2 separate regions of the Mus musculus genome follow, and region 1 is linked to region 2. The links are chromatin loops, found by intact Hi-C in ENCODE. Cell type or tissue: heart. All regions are shown on one strand. Each heading gives the region's core, and the rest is flanking DNA. Links, peaks and the distances in the headings are about the cores only. Region 1 has its middle 11 kb from the start of Gm32186. Region 2 holds the start of Smim15 (small integral membrane protein 15).

Region 1 (2,907 bases), core at 178-2,677, 370 kb before region 2:
GAGGTGATTTGAGAGATGAGCCCAGGAAGATGAAAACATGAGCCAAGGTAGCAAAAGGACATTCTCTAAGGAGTTCAGCAGACCTGTGAAAGGAAGACCTGGGACAAAAGGGGATGGGGTTTTAGCCACCAGCTTCTACCTGTCTGCGGATGAAGGCAGCAATTGAGCAGGGATGAAGGATTCTCCTTCTTGGCAGCTGTGGGCTGACCCCAGCACTGGCAGAGTAGACTCTGCCTCCAGAAAAGGTCCTGAAAGAGTTAAAGCTGGAAGCCAAAGGGTCAGATACAAAAACCCGGAGCAAGCAGGCAGGGTGGGTGTTAACATTCCTTCTAGACTCCGCCCCACAGTTACCTGGCAACAACCAGGTATGCCTGACTGAATAAAAGGAGCTGTTTGCCCCCTCCTCACTCTCCTACTCTTCCACTCTCTCACTCTCTCTGTCCCTTCACTCCCCATTCCCTACCCATCTCTCTCTCTCTCCACCTGTTCATGGCAGACTCTCCTCCTCTACTCTCTCCCCCCCCCACACACACACACCCTTTCTCTGTCTCTACTTCCTCAACTCCCCTCCCCATGTCCTAAATAAATTCTATCCCATACTATATCCATCGTATGGCTGGTCCCTCAGAGGGAAGGGATGTCTCAGCACAGGCCCACAGAGGCACCCTCTTTCTACCTCACTATACTGTGCCTCTACCAAACACATCCCTGGCTTCCCTTTCTTTTTTATAAAACACAAAAGTGGAGAGTATCGATGTACTTGTACTTAGGTCACCATCTGTTGCAGCACAGAGCATCACTAGTTCTAGCTGGAGACACCATCATCACCGTCAATCACAGATGCAGCATCACTGCACCAGCAGCAGTCTGCATGGAGGAGCAGTCCAGCATGCTCTCCATTACCTGTGGTGTGTATCTGTCTGTTTGGTTTGGTTTGGTTTTCTCACCAAAGACCTCTTTACATGGAGGTGAAGGGGTATCTAGATGGCCCAGTTTCTCAGACATTCGCACAAGCCCACCTCAGGGAACTCCACACATCTGCTAGACCCTCTCTGCAGCAGAGGTGCCAGGGCAACCGGGACTCAGGGTCCCTTCAAGAGTCACCTGTCAGCTGGGCGTGGTGGCACACGCCTTTAAAGCCAGCACTCGGGAGGCAGAGGCAGGCGGATTTCTGAGTTCGAGGCCAGCCTGGTCTACAAAGTGAGTTCCAGGACCAGGACAGCCAGAGCTATATAGAGAAACCCTGTCTGGGGGGGGGGGGGGGGAGTCACCTGTCATCAGACTCCCTCAGCAAGAACAGAGAAGAGCATGGTGAGCAGGCAGCAGGCTGGTTAGAGAAGTCAAGACACAAAGCAAAAAGTAACAATGCAGAAGCAAACCTTTTTGCTTTTCCTTTTAATTTTCCAGTCATTTCTTTTTCTTTTTTTAAAAGATGTATTTATTATTGTATATAAGTACACTGTAGCTGTCTTCAGATGCACCAGAAGGGGGCATCAGATCTCATGACGGGTGGTTGAGAGCCACCATGTGGTTGCAGGAATTTGAACTCAGGACCTTGGGATTTGAACTCGGGACCTTTGGAAGAACAATTTGTGCTTTTACCTGCTGAGCCATCTCACCAGCCCTCCAGTCTTATTTCTTAAGGCCTGTGTGGATATTGAAGGATATTGAAGGATATTGAAGACTGACTTATTAATAACCAACTGGTTAGAATAAGTAATGCTTTCTTCAAGAGTTTGTCCTGAGAGCCTCACTCTGGTGGTACAAACACCCCCTGTCAAGGAGAAGGCTAGGGGATCAGGTGAGTAATTGATCTGCTGGTGTCTTGCTGTGGATCAGGAGTTGGGAAGGGGGAGGCATGTGGATTTGGGCTGTTTCTCCCAGTCTGCCTGCATGCTACCATGCCTGAGTTCCAGGCTATGTGTCCTACATGCTTTTTGTGAACACTTTCCTAAACTGATGACAGCGGCCATTTGAAATAGGAAGAAACAGAGGCGCCGAAAGTGCAGAAGCTAATGAATAGAAAAGCGGAGCCCTGTGGCCCAACATTTTCAAACATGGTGTCCAGGTCACTGTCGGGTTCACTTCATCCAGCCAGGAGATTGCTCGTTTCTCCTCTAGTCAGTCCCATCCTGCCTGCTGCTCCTCCTCCCCGCCCCGACCCCCCAAGGCTGAGCCATCATGTCTGGGACAGTCTTTCAAGACTCCCCTCTTCTCCCACGGTTCTCTCTCCATAAGCCAGATCTGGGTCTGAAATACGGGCATTCTGTCCCATAGCCCTAGGAACTGCATATACTGCACAAAAATGCTCAGCGTCCAAGAGATAAAGGCAAACCCCTTTTCAGGGCAGAAAGAGGCATTTGCAGGGATTCTGTTGAGAAAGGTCCCCTCTCTCACCCGCAAATGCGTCTATTTCACTGACGCTGTGGCAAGAGCAGAGTGAAACAGGCCACGGAAGGCGGATGCCAAGTTCAAGTTACGACCTCCGAAGGGCTTCCAATAAATGTTCTCTTTCTTTGTCTTCCTGGAGGAAAGCCAGGGCATGAGGAAGGTTAACTGATCTTCCACTTCCAGGAGAAACAGAAGCAGTTTTGCTGATGTCATGGGAAGTGGGTCCTCACTGGGAAAGGATGCTGCCTGGTCCAGGGATGCAGCCCTCCAGACCAGGGCTTGCTAAGCTCAGGCTTCCCGCTGGTCACTGCAGTGCTGACTTGGCAGGGAAGTGGGAAGGGGAAGACTCTCTGCTGGGCCCTCACATCCTCAGCCTACACTAGCACCTCCTGGGACTCCAGCTTTGGACTGAACATGAACCCTGTAGTTTGTGAGTTTGTTTGCTTTGGGCAAATAATCACTTCCTGTTTCTTAGAAGTCAGAGCAAGCTTCCCAAGACCAGGCAGCGGCTCTTAC
Region 2 (2,907 bases), core at 108-2,607:
ATATACGGGAGGAAAAGGCTCAGAGAGAATGAGTGCTGTAGGGGCATCAGTACAGAGACTAGAAAGCTGACCTCGCCATGGAACAGTCAGCCCATGGTTTGGGAGCCTATCTTACTTATCATCTTTGGTTAAGGTAATGCAGGCCCCAGTAAGGCTGTCCTCCATGGCAACCTCTATGCTGTTCTTGGGCTTGCACAGGCCTGCCTAATACACCAGAAGAGAGAGCCCTAAAATCTGAGTGTGAAGGCTAGGTCTCCAATAGCCAAAGAAGCTTGCTGCTTTCTTTCTCTCCGTTGTAAGTGTGTGTACTGTGCACGATTAGGCTGGTGCACCCCCTCCTCAGTTCCTTCCTTACGGTACTGCTTCCTTTTATTCCCAAGACTTGCGGGGACCCTGGGTCCTTTAGAGATAAAACAGAGCAACACACTGGGAGGCAGAACTTGTGAGGAACCATCTACTGAAGTGAACATGTCACGGATACAAGCCGGTTATGGATACAAGCCGGTTATGGGTACGCTTGTTTGTACAGGTTTTAAGCAATCCTTCAGGCTTTCACACAAGAATAAGAAAACCACGGCTGCCATTACAATATGCAGCCATTAGCATATACCCGGGTAGCAGTATTTTAGATCCTTAGATTAGCTGCCAAAGTCTGCTCCTTGGTAAATAATGGTTACTGTTGTTATACTCTAACTACTCATACATGTCTCGGCTTGCTCCTCAAAGGGAACGCTCACAGTCTCTCAGGAATAAAAACTTGCTTTATTTGGCACACAACAGCGAGGAGGTCTTGCAACATTCGCCAGAGGCAGTCAAACAGAGCAAGTAGTTCAGGCAAGCAATCACAAAATTTGAGCACCAACCAAACCAGAGCTAATCTTTCCGTCCCTGTAGATTAGGAGACCCATTTAACGCACCCCTTTCTGCTTGTTGACTTTTTGAAGTCCTTTATTTATGTATTGCGATCTCTATGCCCTGACAGTTTAATTATTGACAGTTTACTTTGGGGCAAGTATCGACCATTCCTTTGTGAAGTAAGTTAGGCTCTTAAATGAAAAACAAACAACGGAACCTCTTTCCCACAGCGTGGCAGCATTTCCCCCTGCTACCAAGGTTCACTGGACACATCCCAGCCGGGCTGCTGCTTGGCCAAATCTTTAAATATTTAACTATTGTTCAACTCTACAGCATGAGTGAGGGGCGAGTTAGGGAACACGCCAGTCCTTCCACGGCCTCGAGAAGGCTCTAAGGAGACTGCGGGGTCCCCCTCGTGTCTAGCTGCGGCTCTCTGGGCTGAGAGTCCCCTGGACGAACTCCTCACCCACTCCGTCTCCTCGCCGGCGTCCCACGCAGGACGCGAGGCCACGATGCCCCACCTGCAGCGCACACGAAGCGGCGCGCGGCAGCATCCCCGACCGCGGACACGAAGCCTCCGCGCCTCGCCTCGCCTCGCCGCGCCGCCCCTCCCCGCCCTCCCGCTATGGCTCTAGACATTGCGCCGCCGGAAACCCGCCCGCCACTTCCTCATCCCGCCCCGCCCCGCCCCGCCTTCGGGCGGGACCTGAGCGGAGCGGCTTCCGCTTTCCACTTTCCTGCCTGGCGGTGAGTGGGAATGGGAGCGGGGATCCCCTAGGGCTGCGGTGGCTTGCTGTAGCCTAAGCTGAGCGTGTGGCCGGGCTCTCCCGGCTCTCTGAGCTCCTGACCGCGGGTCCTGCCCGGCTTCGCTCGGCGGGGCGGCGTCCTTAGCCGGTGAGGCCGACTGATGGCCGTGGACATGGCCCGGGGCAAGGAGAATGCTAAGCGGGGAAAGTTAGGAGAGAAGCTGTAAGTCTAGAGACGCCTGGTGCAGCTCCGGGTCCCCTAGGCTTTGTGAGGTGAAGGAATGTGCCTGAAAGTAAGGCGAGGATGTTTTGGTGCGAGACTGAGGTGCTCTCGAGATGTGTGGCCTGTGGACCGTAACTTTGCCATAGCCTAGTCATCAAGTCGCGCTAGTCTTATTTGCAAAGTTGGGCGGATTTCGCAGACTTGTATTTAGTTCGTTACTGGACTCGAGAAAGATCGATCTTTCTTGGACCTTCCTGCAAACTGGTTACAACTGGGCGAGGGCGTAGCGACAAGGGACTGGATGGTTAACGTCTCCAGAAAGTTTAATGTGCTGAAAGTAGGGGCATGGTTTCTGATACAAATACGGAGATAGCATGGGGACATGGAAGTTAAATCCAGTGATAGTTTTCTTGATGTGACGGGTTGTGGGTACCATAATTATTTTGGTAATTCTTTATTTTCTTGTAAGGTACATTAATTGAACTACAGACCACAAAACCTTTAAAGAGCAAAGCATAGTGTTTGACTTTGTAACGATGTACCCAATCCAACGAATAAATGAGGATTCTTAAGTACAAGCAGTTTAAATTCTTGGTTGGTCAGCGGTGGAGCATCTGTCTACTGTGCTCTACTAGGCTTTGGGTTGGATCCCCAACAGTAGACGCAAAGATTAAAAATCTTTATGGGTATGGTACCTGTAACATGTCAGCCAGCCAGCTTGATTTTTTTTATGTTAGTGAAAGTCATTATTATTCAGACAAAACTTTAGTACTCAAATAATTTACGTAGAATACTTGGCTTCTACGAATTAGAACTCTTATTTTGGGACATTTGCAGTTGTAATTTAGGGAGAAATAGGTGTTAAGAGGCTATACTATTATAGAAAGATGTTTTTACTTGTTTGTGTTTAGAGGAGAATTTAGAGGTTTTTTTTTTTTTTTTTTTTTTTTTTCCATTTCTAATCTTACTGTAAAGGTATCTTTTATTCTCCTGTTGTAATTGTCATCTTTGAGGCTTACTGCTCAGTCTGCTAACCCAGGCCTAGTCCCGGAAGCTTCTAGCCTCCACACAATCTTATCTAGG

Evidence for each region. Hi-C counts contacts between places; a loop is a spot of excess contacts. Peaks named below come from ENCODE experiments on the same cell type or tissue, not always from the same donor. Only the 100,000 strongest peaks of a DNase experiment are listed, where the experiment ranks them.
Region 1: a loop joins it to region 2, with 7 times the contacts of the local background. A loop is called at or near these places in 3 of 42 quality-filtered maps.

Annotation. Positions count from the first base shown.
Region 1 is chr13:107,673,748-107,676,654 of GRCm38, forward strand. No RefSeq gene overlaps it. Among named protein-coding and RNA genes, the nearest start is that of Gm32186, 11 kb to the left of the region's middle. In heart, for the core only: a CTCF peak has its summit at 1,478 (motif pointing right); no DNase peak of the experiment used is centred there; H3K27ac peaks cover 588 bases.
Region 2 is chr13:108,042,885-108,045,791 of GRCm38, forward strand. Smim15 (small integral membrane protein 15) reads left to right here and starts at 1,590. Exons shown (of 3, transcript NM_001048250.2): 1 at 1,590-1,602. Gm41055 (a long non-coding RNA gene) reads right to left here and starts at 1,587. Exons shown (of 5, transcript XR_003950673.1): 1 at 1,322-1,587. In heart, for the core only: a CTCF peak has its summit at 1,109; DNase peaks (open chromatin) are centred at 767 and 1,557; H3K4me3 peaks cover 2,500 bases; H3K27ac peaks cover 1,762 bases.